Linked DNA regions of Homo sapiens: region 2 is linked to region 1. A link is a loop called in an ENCODE intact Hi-C map of the cell type or tissue named here. Cell type or tissue: CD4-positive, alpha-beta T cell. All regions are shown on one strand. Links, peaks and the distances in the headings refer to the core of each region. The heading gives the core; the rest is flanking DNA.

Region 1 (5,000 bases), core at 1-5,000:
AGCCCCTTAAGGGCACTCCGATCTCCCCCAGGCCCTCCTCGGAGCTACCATGAGCCTCCCCTCCCAGCTTCCCTTCAGTTGGGTAGGTCTACTCAGCGGGTCTAGAATGCAGCTGATATGGTTTGGCTCTGTGTCTAAACCCAAATCTCACCTTAAATTGTAATAATCCTCACGTGTCATGGGAGAGATCCGGTGGGAAGTAAGTGAATCATGGGGCCAGGTTTTTCCCCTGCTGTTCTCATGAGTAAGTCTCATGAGATCTGATGGTTTAATAAAAGGGAGTTCCCCAGCACACCCCACTTGCCTGCCGCCACATAAGATGTGCCTTTGCTTTTCCTTCGCCTTCCACCATGATTGTGAGGCTTCTCCAGCCATGTGGAACTGTGAGTCCATTAAACCTCTTTCCTTTATAAATTACAGTCTCAGGTATGTCTTTATTAGCAGCATGAGAATGGACTAATACAGCAGCTGAGAATCCACAGCTCTCCTGATGCTGCTGGCTCAGGGAGCAAACTTGAAAAGCAAAGTCTTAAAGAATAAGCAAGACGTTCTGAAGCAGTGAAGAGAGTAAAAGGTGTTCAAGCAAAAAGGAAGTACATATCCAGAAAGGTGTGGAAGTCTGAAAGAGCATGGTGTGTTTGGGAAACAGCAAGACTTTAGATGAAGCAGCACCCCCAGCATGGCAAAGCAGGAGAAAAAGACAGAAAGGTAGGTGGAATCAGAATGAAGACAGCTGCAGTCTTAGTCAGGAGTATGGACTCTGCCTCCTCAATGAGAAGTGTAAAACACAGCCTCTTTTCCACAGCATATGCAGTAATAAAAATAATTACTCCAAAGTAAATATGGGTATCTGGTAGTTAATACTTCAATTACCGGCACAATTCCTGGGTAAATGACAGGGGCATAATATGGTAACTTGATCATTACGGACCCCGTATGAGACTCCAAATTCCTAATTCTCAGATTCTCTACCCATATGTTGTTATCTCATTATGTGACATGAGAAACAATTTAAGCAGAGTAACATTCGCCTTCAAATCTACTTCACAGCAGCCTTTGAGAGGTAGGAAATTTTTTAAACTGTTCCTAGGAAGATGTGTATAATTTACATGAGAGTGTCTATTATTTTAGGTGGCTGTCTTGGAGAGAAGCAATCAGAAATAACAAACCATGATAAAGAAAGGAAAGACTGATGGGCTTGTGATCAGTGAAGGAAGGCAGTAACTATGGAAAACAACATGTCTTCACTAGGAATACTTCCACTAGGTGGTGGCGGGCACCTGTAGTCCCTGGAGGCTGAGGCAGGAGAATGGCGTGAACCCGGGAGGCGGAGCTTGCAGTAAGCTGAGATTGCGTCACTGCACTCCAGCATGGGTGACAGAGCGAGACTCCGTCTCAAAAAATAAAAATAAATAAAGTTTGTAAATAAAGTTTATATTGTAAATAATAAATAAAAGTTTTGGTTTTTAAAGTTTATTAAATGTTTTCTCTCACTGTAGTTAGAATTATCTAATATGTGAAATTTGCTTATGTTGAAAATTCAAGGAAGTAAATAAGTTGTACTTCAAAGAGAAAAAAATATTATGACATTACTATCAACAATAAACCTTAGTATCATCAAGTTGTAATGTGAGATTGCGGGCAATCCAATTCACAGGAGTAAATGTGTGATTGAAGGAAGAGCTCCTTGCAAAGCTGGGTTTGGGATGGTCCTTAAAGAATAAGAAATATATTAAAATAAAAAAACTTTAAAATAAAAAAATAATCAATGGACTAGACTTTATCTACTTTAGAAAAGTCTACTGCAGGTGAAGGGCTGTTGGCGTGAGTCCCAACAGAAGCTGGGGTGCCTACCATCTCCTAGGACAGAAGCTGTTCTGCCCACTTGGGCTTGTTTGAGCACTTCTCCTTTGTAACCTGAAGCATCAGGTATTCTAATCTAGTGGTTCCCCACTGGGGGTGATTTTACCCTCCAGCAGGGAATGTGGCACTATCTGGAAGCATTTTTGGCTGTCATGACTTGCAGAAGGGGGGTTGTACCTGCCATATACTGGGTAGGGCCAAGGATGCTGCCAAACATGGTATAATACAGAAACCGGCCCCCTCAACAAAGAATTATCCAGCCCAAAATGTCAACAGTGCTAAGGCTGAGAAATGCAGCACCAATCCTACCGGGAGAATTACTTTTCAAATTTGAATCTTCTTCTGTGACAAAGGAATGTGTGTCCAGAGAGTTCAGTGTATTCATCCTACATTTACATATAATTGTGTTACTCATATATAATCAGATATGAGTGTATATATTATGTAATTATATATCTAATATATAATTATATCCTTGATCAAGATCAATTAATTCATTGTTCCTTCCTCTTAATTGTGCTCCTAGTAAAATGTCTTTTTTGTCTGTATATCAAGTGGTAATTCCGCTTCCCCTTTCTTTCCATACATTCTTTTGTATGACTTCTACAAAAAAATTAAGAACATATATATGGTAACCAATTCTTTGTGTCAAATATATAATTATTACATATTAAAATATTCTAGAAGCTCAAAAATATTAAACACTTAAGTTTTACTTTTCTGTTCACTTTAAATTGTAAACGAGTGAAAAATTCTAAGTTCGTGAGGTATGGTTATTACCCTTTGACAAACAGGAAATTGCATAAACAACCCAGGTGCTCTAAAGAAATGTACGCATGGGAAAAAAATCAAAAGGATGTGAATTGTGCTGTTAGAAGTGTATCTGCTAGATAGACACATGTGCAGGCCCATCAGTCATTACAGACTCCAAGTCACACCATGACAGAAACAAAACACCGTTCCCGAGGAAATCTTTGTTTGCAGACTGTTTCTATTAATTTATTTCACTCATGAAAAGCTAATGCTGGGGTGTCGTGTGAAGTAAAAACATTACAGTGGTTCATCATATACACCAGCAAGCAGGCTGGAAGGAAGGAGTATTGGGAGATGTGCTGACCAGGCTTTCTACAAGCATACTCAGAGACCACAATGAAATCAACCAGTAAACAACTAGCAACACGATTACTAGTTTATTTACAATTGTGTTAAGTGCAATGAAAGAAAAGTAGAGGATGCGTAACTAGTCTCAGGTTAAATAAGCCTCCTTTGAGGAAGATACTTTTTTTTTTTTTTTTTTTTTGAGACAGAGTCTCGCTCTGTCCCCCAGGCTGGAGTACAGTGGCGCGATCTCGGCTCACTGCAAGCTCCGCCCCCCGAGTTCACACCATTCTCCTGCCTCAGCCTCCCGAGTAGCTGGGACTACAGGCACCTGCCACCACGCCCGGCTAATTTTTTGTATTTTCAGTAGAGACGGGGTTTCAGCGTGTTAGCCAGGATGGTCTCGATCTCCTCACCTTGTGATCCGCCCGTCTAGGCCTCCCAAAGTGCTGGGATTACAGGTGTGAGCCACTGCGCCCGGCCGGAAGATACTTTTAAACATGGCTAGAAGGAGGAGTGAATTCTGAATAGTGGCTGAGTTAGTGCAAATTGAGGGGTGAGGAAATAGCATGTGCAAAGGCCCTGAAGCGCAGAATAGTTTGCCCTCTTTGAGCAGCTGAACAGTGGCCCATTCAGTGCAGTGGTCCAGGGGAGAACAGCACACGATGAGCCCAGTAGGGTAAGCACGGTGCAGATCATATTGGGCCTTGTTAGCCATGGCAGGCATATTGAGGATTGTGTATTTCAACCTGAGCTAAATGGAAAGCCACCAAAGGGCTTTAAATAGCAGATGGCATATGGACATATACGCACTGGGATGAGGTATAGGCCTTCAGATGCAAACAGAGATGACCACATATAGACAGGTGGTGGCTACAACAATGAAAGTGAATGTCATCACCTAAAAAGAGGATGCTGGCCAAGGATGGAGCCCTCAGTAATACAAGTGCTGCTCGTAATTACCACAACCCATCCTTCTCACTCACAGTGTCCACGGCACAAAGCAGAACACAACTAAGACAGCGGTCACACATCTTTTTCCAGATCCCGAGTAGTACTAACAGCAATTCATCACTAGCTGACTTATGTTATACCTTGTAAGCCATCTAGAGCTAAGATCAATACTAATATTATATAACTAACTCTTCACAAATGTATATTTCACATTCCAACTGGACTGTGCCTTACAGGTCCTTACATTACCCATATATTCCAATAATCTATTTCAAAATCAAAGAATTTCTGACCTGGAGGGGATAATCTAATCCAAGCTTGTCCAATCCACGGCCCAGGGCCATATGTGGCCCAGGATGGCTTTGAATGCAGCCCAACACAAATTCGTAAACTTTCACTTTCTTAAAACATTATGAGTTTTGCAATTTTTTAAAAGCTCATCAGCTATCACTAGTGTTAGTGTATTTTATGTGTGGCCCAGGACAATTCTTCTTCTTCCAGTGTGGCCCAGGGAAGCCAAAAGATTGGGCACTCCTGATCTAATCCTTTACCTTCCTTGGTTTTATTGTTTATATTTCTTATTATAATAACTTGGAAGTAAGTTGCTCTGCCAATGGTAAAGCAAACAGCATAGTTTTACCCCAAAAATGCGGATCTTCTGAAATCCAAAGAAACTCCTTGCATACTAAGTCCAATCGGTACTCATTCCTCAGCTGGCATAACAGAAAGAAGACAAGAAAAGACATGTGCTCCCCTCTCACAACCTGAATGGGAAAGGAGTATTGGGAGATGTGCTGACTATCCAGGGTTTCTACAAGAGGACAGTGGAAAAGAGGGAAAAGAGGGCTTCTCGAATGTGTAGTCAATGTGTGCAGCAGACACTCACAGCGCACTTACCCTAGAACACGCCGCTTCGCAGGGCACCTGTGTCTGCTGCCTGCAGGCCCACACGTCTCAGGAACTAAAGCGAACACTGTAAAATCACTGAGCTGTGGCCCTCTGTGGATCACCTCACTTTCCTCTGGTTATTCAGGCAGGGTTCGCCCACCCCACGCCCAGAGGCAAACAATAAGAAAACTTGGAGT
Region 2 (8,174 bases), core at 1,957-6,956, 220 kb after region 1:
AGTGGAAATAATGTCTGTACAAAGCCAAATGTTTGTTACTATAACTTCTGCATTACAATTAAAATCCAAACAGTTTTTTAAAAACAGTCAGCTCAATCAAAGCCCAGTACTTCAGAATCAATAGCTTCCTTGAAGCCACAGTATCACTTAAATATGGTTAAGACTCAAATGCAGAAATTTGGTTGGAAAGCTAATTAAACTTCCAACTTGCCCAAATAGAATTACAAAAAGACAAAATTGTGTTTTTCACAGAAATATAGTCCACTGGCATCACCAACACTGGACAGCTGTTCTTTTATTTAGAGTCCTGAGATAACAAGGAATCCAGGCATACATTAGACAGTCTTCTGTTGTCCTTTCTTCCCAATCAGAGATTTGTGGATGTGTGGAATGACACCACCACCAGCAATTGTAGCCTTGATGAGAATCCAATTCTTCATCTGCACGAATAGCAAGTTGCAAGTGACGAGGGGTAATATACACTTTACCTTTAAGTCTTTTGATGCATTTCCTGCCAGTTCAAGTCCCTCTGCGGTGAGGTACTCCAGGATGGCTGCGCTGTACACAGCGGCAGTTGCACCCACATGTCTGTGACCCGTCGTCCTAGATTTCAGGTGTTGATGAATACAGCCCTCTGGGAACTGCAAGCCGGCTCTCTGCGAGCGGGAAACCGCCTTTGTCTTGGCCTTTCCGGAGTCCTTCCCAGCCTTACCGTCAGCCATTTCGAGTTCTGCTGAAGCTCAAGCAAGGCAGAGAAAGGGCTAATCAGACCCGTGGTGAGATCCCACCATCTACTCCTTCATCGCACCGTGATTCAAACTGCCCTTTTCAGTTCTTACTATTCCTGATCGGATCAAAGAGAAAATCTTGATGTGGTGCTAGTCTGAAAGACCTCTCTAATAAAGGCTATTTTCCTATTGTAACAAAAAGAGCAGGAAGTAATATTAGTCTTTAATAACTTTGTTTTGTTATAGGTTGGTGCAAAAGTAATTGCGGTTTTTGCCATTAAAGGTAAAATGGCAATTACTTTTGTACCAACCTATATTTGTGTGTGTGTGTGTGTGTGTGTGTGTGTGTATTTTTGAGACACAGTCTCACTCTGACGCCTCAGCTGGAGTGCAGTGGTGCAATCTCGGCTCACTGCAACCTCTGCCTCCCTGGTTCAAGGGGTTCTCATTCCTCAGCCTCCGAAGTAGTAGCTAGGATTATAGATGCCCGCCACCACACCTGGCTAATTTTTGTATTTTTAGTAGAAACAGGTTTTCACCATGTTGGCCAGGCTGGTCTCAAACTCCTGAACTCAGGTGATCCGCTCACCTTGGCCTCCCAAAGTGCTGGGATTACAGGTGTGAGCCACCGTGCCCGGCCCAGTGTGTTTATTTTTATAGTTACCACCTATTAATGAGAAAGCAACACTTGTTTTCCATTTACCGTAGTGATATCAAATTTCGTTTAAAATATTTATGTAAATCATAGGTGATTTAAAGAAAAATATTAATAACAGGATCAGGGCAGGCAGAAACTGGTGCTGTAGTGGTAATGCCTGCAGTTTGAGAAATGCCCTCAATTCTCCCGAAGATTGTTCATATTCCTCCCCAGGTCTTGGTATTTGTTGATTCTTTCTCTGGACTCAGTTGAAAGGACACATTTCGCTGGTGTTTTGAGGGTTCTTTTATTTTGAAACAACTTTGGAAGGGCGGGAACGTGGACAGGTGTCCTGGGTCTGCTGTCTTAGACTGGAATTTTACCTGGTGGTCTTCTTGGTTTTGTCGTTTTTGTTGGACTCTTTTCTTTTTTCTTTTTTTTTTTTTGAGACGAAGTCTTGCCCTTGTCCCCCAGGCTGGAGTGCAGTGGTGCGATCTTGGCTCACTGCAAACTCTGCCTCTTGGGTTCAAGTGATTCTCCTGCCTCAGCCTCCCGAGTAGCTGGGATTACAGGCGCCTGCCACCATGACCGGCTAATTTTTGTATTTTTAGTAGAAACGGGGTTTCACCATGTTGGCCAGGCTGGTCTCGAACACCTGACCTTGGGTGATCTGCCTGCCTCGGCCTCCCAAAGTGCTGGGATCACAGGCGTGAGCCACGGCGCCTGGCCTCTTTCCTCGTTTTCGAATTAATTTTAGTGTTTGGGGTTTTAGTGGGGCTTGTTCCCCACTTCAGCTAGGCCGTTGCTCAGCGTCAGTGGCTGGAGATGTTGGCAGAGTCAGTCCCTCCATCCATTAGGTGCTGAAGGGCCACTCAGAAGCCCAAACTTGCAAGGGTTTTTCTGCTCGGATCTCTTACGCTTTTCTCCCAGGGAGAGGTCCCGTGGCTCATCAGAGCTTTAAAAACCAGACTTGGGTTTCTCCACCATGCAGGCGTGTGTTCTGCCTGCCCTCTTTCTCCAACCCAGACCCACGTAGGCTATGCTGAAACTCTGTGGAGGCAGACCCTCTTGTGTGGCCTGGGGACGTTCCAGCACCATCTTTGTAGCTCGGGCAGCCTTACTTGTCACCCTGTTTGGTTGAGTCCGACTTCTTGGGTCCTTGAACACAGGGAGGCACCCCGGCTTGGGGCCAGCTGTTACCCGCGCTCGCCCTGGCATGCAGCCCTCTGGTGTCTCAGCTGCGCTGATGGGTGCCCACCCCGCGGTGCTTCTCCAGGCCCCAGGCGTTTCCTTTGGTCTCTGTGGAGGTTGTGGGGGGCAGGTTGGAGAGGAGAGTTACTTGCCAGCACTTTAAAATTGGCTTATTTCAGACCTAAATTCAAGGTGTCTGTGATGTCCTGAGGCGGATGATCTGGCAGCCTCAGGGCCGAGTTGTTAGGTGGGTGGCAGCGTCCACCGAGCTCGTGCCCACCTTCTTGCCATCGACTCCCCCATTTCACTGCCTGCCTGGCCTCTGTAGGCACTTGAATTTACAACACGTTTTCTTGCCACTAACCACGCATTTCCCCACTTGAAAAGTATTATTTCTTCTCTCTTACAGTTTATCACATGGTCCAGAACTTTCTGTAAGCGTCCTGATTTACTTTATTTAGAGTTATTCCAACTGTTAACTGATTTATCCCATATTTGTGTGTTACAGTCATAATTTTTTAAACTTATTTTGGCTTTTAAAATTATTATTTCATTATAATTACATTTCTTGTCTAATTAGTACTTTTAGTAATTACTGCTTTTTACATTTAATCATAGTGTTAATGTTTGTATAAAATCTCCCTAAGAAGTATAAACCCAACTGGTGGCCACCACAGTGGTGGGACCAAAATGAACATTTAGGTGCCCAGTGCCTTTGCTGACTTGCAGATTTGAAACACTTTTCTCTGGCATGCAGGCCTCTGTGTTTGGTGCTGTTTCAGGACTAGGATTTTAAATTTTACAGCTCACTCTTTCCTCCCCTCTAATTCACACTGTTTAAGTATTTTAGATGTGGAGCACATTTTTTGTATCTAGAGGGTAAGTCCTTCTCTTTCCTGACCTTTTTTTTTTTTTCCCTGGAAACTTCTTAGCACTTTCTCCTGCTTATTTTCCTGATAAACTGTATAACTCTTGCTTCGATAACAAGTGTTTATTGGCTGCTGTCCTGAGCCAGGCACTCTGCCCGGTTGTCTGGGGACCTGTATGAGGAGCGGTCAGTGTGGCAGGTGTCCAGTGTCATTGAATTCTCCTCAATGCATTAGGGACAGGAGCTGATTGATGGATGGCTTCCAGTGTTTTACTTCTAAACACTGTAGGGAAACAGCTGTAACAAAAATAAACCTGGAACCTTTTGATCCCTGGACAGTCTTTGTTGAGACGATCACCAGGAGGCACTCATTCCTCCTTAACGTGGTCACCGAATCTAAGTTTCATTAAGTTTTCTTTTAGGAAGTCCAGAGACTTGAGGAATAAATCATAGTGGAAGTGCAAGGTGTCTCTTGCAAGGCATGGGTTTACTGTGCTTTTGTGGATTTCTGCCCTTAGTTTTGGTTTAGCTCCTTTCTGATGAAAAACTTTATGAGAAAGTTACTTTATGAGACACCAAGTCACCCCATTCTTGTGAGAACCCTGAGAAGTTTACCAAATAGTTAAGTAGTCAGACATAGGAAAACCAATGTTGTGGTAGGATATGGCGGCTCCTCCTCTCAAGGGTGTGAACCATACAGGGCTTTTTGATGTGTGTATTTTTACATGCGTGACTTGTGGAGGCAGGCAGAGTTTCTGGGTTGCTCCCCTACCTGTCTGTCTTCAGCTAGAATGCTTCTGTAACAGCCCACAGGACTAAGCTTTGCAAGGCCTGTGGTTAGTGTCTCCAGTACCCAAAAGATACATATTTTTATTCAGTTAAAATTGGCCATTTTAACCATTTAAAAATGTTCACTTATTGACTTCCAGTACATTTACATTGTTGTGCAATTAACAGCAACCACAATTTAATTGCAGAACATTTTATCACGCCAGAAAGAAACGGAGTGCCCATTAAGCCAGGCTTGTCCACCCTGCAGCCCATGGGCCATATGCGACCCAAGACAGCTTTGAATGCAGCCCAACACAAATTTGTAAACTTTCTTAAAACATTCTGAGATTTTTTTCAATTTTTTTAAGCTTATCAACTATTGTTAGTGTTAGTGTACTTTATGTGTGGCCCAAGATAATTCTTCTTTTCCAGTGTGGCCCAGGGAAACCAAAAGATTAGACATCCCTGTATTAAGCCGTCATGCCCTATTACCTTCTCCCAACTGTCCCTGACAAACACTAATCTGCTTTCAGTCTGTATGGATTTTTAAATTCTGGACATTTCATATAAGTGGAGTCATATAGTACATAACTTTATATGACTGGCTTTTTTTCACTTAGCATAATGTTTTTGAGGTTCATCTATGTTGTAGCATGTATCAGGATCCATTCCTCTTATGACTGAATAATATTCTATTGTATGGATATACATTTTGTTCATTTGTTGATGGACATTGGTTTGTATCCACTTTTTGTGTTATGATAATGCTACTATGAACATTTGTATGTAGGTTTTTGTGGAAAAAAAAATCCTGTGTTTTCAGTTTTCTTGGGTATATTCCTCAGAGTGGAATTGCTAGGTCATGTCATAATTCTGTGCTTGACGTTTTGTGGAACCAAAAAGATATATCTTAAGTATTAAAATAGTACACATATAAAGTTATCATAGTTCCTTCTTATATATTAGAAAGAAATGGTTTCTTTATAGTCAGGCAGAACCAAGTTCAAATCCCAGCCCCTCTACTAACTAGCTGTGACCTTCAGTGAGTTATTTAGCCTTTCTTAGTTTATTTCTTCACCTAGAGAATGCTGATAATTAATTCGTGCTTCAGGGCTATTATAGTAATTCACTGAGATGGTATTACATGTAAAGTGCTTTTATTAGCACAGTGCCTGGCATAAAATAATCCACATATACTGTAATATTTATTTTAGGATAATACGTAGTCACCCAAGCCTGATTAGTATTTATTGCCTCAAAGAAATGACTATGTACTTAGGTCAAACCAAAGAGAAATCAGACCCAAAAGGAATTCTTAAACTTTATATTTTTATATTATCTTTGCCAGAGAGGTATTTTGCATTTTTACTTTTAGATTAATGCGTTGTCTGTTATTCTCAAAATTTGTAGCATCCCTGTTTTCAAAGGTAAAAGGATCTCCTGCAGAGAAGTGACTTTTTCTTAACCTTCTGTTTGATCTCTGCTTGGGTTCTGTGCGTATGAACCACTTCCTGGCTCTGCTCACAGAGAGGCCGAAGATTACTAGTGACTTGCCCCATCTCAGTGCATAAGGATTCACCATATGGATCTTTTTCTTGAATTAGTAACTAGTTACAAATTATTTTTTCTAATTGTCAAAATCGATTTTTTTTTGGTAAAAAATTAAGATCTCCCATGAACAGACCAGAGATTATCTCTGTTAATATTTTGGTAGATGCTTTTTTAAAAAAAGTATTTATATATTATTTTTGTATAATAATACCACTAGAATATTTTGCGCTTACTATTTAGGAACATCTTTCCAAGGTACAAAATATTTTTCTACAACCTATTGCTTAATGTTGAATATTATCCCATTTTTATGGATAGAACATAATTTACCCATTTCCCAATTAGATATTCATATTGTTTCTGGTCTTTTCACTATTATAAACAGTGCTGCGATGAACATTGTTGTAGCAGAATCTTTGTGCACATTTATGATAATTACTTTGGGCTAAATTCCTAGAAATGGATTTCTTGGATCTGTGTTGCAACCTCCACAAACTGCAGTCTTTTTATATTTCGTTCACAATTACATTTACTTTTGTTACACAGGGCACTACTTTGATTTCTATTAGTGCTGTTTGTGATTGTGTATGTCTTTCACTTGAAATCCACCATGAAGGTGAAAATTTGTTTGAACCGTGGCACTATATGGCAGTGCAGTGTAGTCAGTTGTGTTTGTAGTCCGGATTATCAGAGCTTGAATTCTGGTTCTGCTGCTCACTAGCTTCTTCTTGCACACTGTTTCAGTGTACTCAGCCTCACCTTTTATTTTATTTCTACAGAGTCCCATTTGGTGTGTAAGCTGGTTTTTTGTTCCTATTTCTGTGTTCCTCCCATGGGGCTTCTTTTCTATGGCCACTCTAGACCATTGAGGATGGAAGCTGATGGATAAAAATGCTGCCCTGTTCCACCTGGGATGGTAGTTGAGACACATTCACAAGGCTTCTCGGAAAGTCCTGCAGGTTCCAGCACCTGTCAGAAACATCTGTCACTCATGGTGATCGCCTACTTGACAGTGCCCTTCTTTGGACTCTTCCTCTGTTTCGCTCCCCGTGTCCTTCACTACTGCTCCCTGGGATCACATTCCAAAATAAAGTCCCTGCCTGGAAGCCTTTGTCTCACCTTTTACTCTTAGAGGAACCCCGGCTAAGACATTTTCTAGTCATGGATAGGTAATGTACTCTCCGAGTCACAGTTTTGTCTTCTGTATAAATCTGAGAAGAGTGATGTCTGCCTCATAGGGTTATTTTGAGGTTTAAACCGTGTAAGTAATTCATTCACCACATAGTTACTGAAAGGCAACTGTGTGCTAAGTGGTGGCATTCTGGCTATGGGGATATGGCAGTGAGCAAGACAACTAGGACCCTGTCTTCACAGGGTTTACATTCTGATGAAGGAGACGGACAAAGAAGCAAACAAAGAATTTCAAGTAGTAAAGAATGCCACAGAGTAAATTAACCAGGATGATGCACTCAAAAGCAAAAAATCACGATGGAAGGCCACTCTGAGGAGGTGCTCTTAGAAATGAGGACTCAATGGTGAGAATAAGCTGGACGTGGGAAGAACATTTTGGGTAGAGAGAGTAACAGGCACATAGGCCCTGTAGTGGGAGTGGCAGGAGCAAAGTAGCACACATAAAGTGTGATGCTAATACCTCCACTTCCTAAGTGCTTAATAAATGTTGGTTGGTATTAGTAGTTACTAGTTGGTTATATTAGTAATTAATAATTGAGGTTAGATCAAAGGGGTAGCCCATTGGTAATTACATAGCAGTAAGTGGTCAGTTTAGCCTTATGGATTGATGACAAATTGGTTTCATAGAATAAGCAGTAATTGGGCAGGATGAGAATGGTTTCATAGTATACTTTAACTTGTTGATATGGTAAATTACATTGATTTGCTTTGCATTCCCAGGATAAGCATTATTTGGTCATGATGTATTCTTTTTATATAATGCTAGGTTTGATTTACTGATGTTTTGTTGAGAATTTTGCATCTGTTAATACGTTCATAAAGTATATTGGTCTATTTTTTGCCTTTTAATATCTTTGCATGGCTTTGCTAACAGTGTAACACTGGCTTCATAACATGAGTTGGAAAGTGTTCTCTATTTTTCTGTGTTGTAACAGAGTTTGTATAGAATTGGTATTTAAATGCTTGGTAGAATTCTCCCCTGAAGCCATCAGACTTGGAGTTTTCTTTGTTGGAAGTCTTTTAACTATAAATTCAATTTCATAATATCTGTAGGACTATTTAAGTTACCCATTTCTTCTTGAATGAGCTTTGGTAGGTTGTGTCTTCCAAGGAGTTTGCCTGTTTCATCTAAGTTATCAAATTTATGGGCGTAAAGTATTTCCTAACATTCCCTTTCAAAAAAAAATTTAGTTGTGATAAGACATTTTAGTAGTGATAAGAAATACATAACATAAAA

What was found. Peaks named below come from ENCODE experiments on the same cell type or tissue, not always from the same donor. Only the 100,000 strongest peaks of a DNase experiment are listed, where the experiment ranks them.
Region 2: it touches region 1 in a loop (4-fold over the local background); 1 of 110 quality-filtered maps calls a loop at or near these places.

Annotation. Positions count from the first base shown.
Region 1 is chr13:98,992,344-98,997,343 of GRCh38, forward strand. It overlaps a transcript of DOCK9 not described here. Among named protein-coding and RNA genes, the nearest start is that of DOCK9, 17 kb to the left of the region's middle. RefSeq lists enhancers at 1-885, 1,727-2,228. In CD4-positive, alpha-beta T cell, for the core only: no CTCF peak of the experiment used is centred there; a DNase peak (open chromatin) is centred at 2,718; H3K27ac peaks cover 374 bases.
Region 2 is chr13:99,215,037-99,223,210 of GRCh38, forward strand. The region is part of intron 1 of UBAC2 (UBA domain containing 2); the gene reads left to right. It also overlaps the pseudogene H2AZP3. Among named protein-coding and RNA genes, the nearest start is that of UBAC2, 18 kb to the left of the region's middle. In CD4-positive, alpha-beta T cell, for the core only: no CTCF peak of the experiment used is centred there; DNase peaks (open chromatin) are centred at 2,575, 4,145 and 5,705; H3K4me3 peaks cover 3,060 bases; H3K27ac peaks cover 4,285 bases.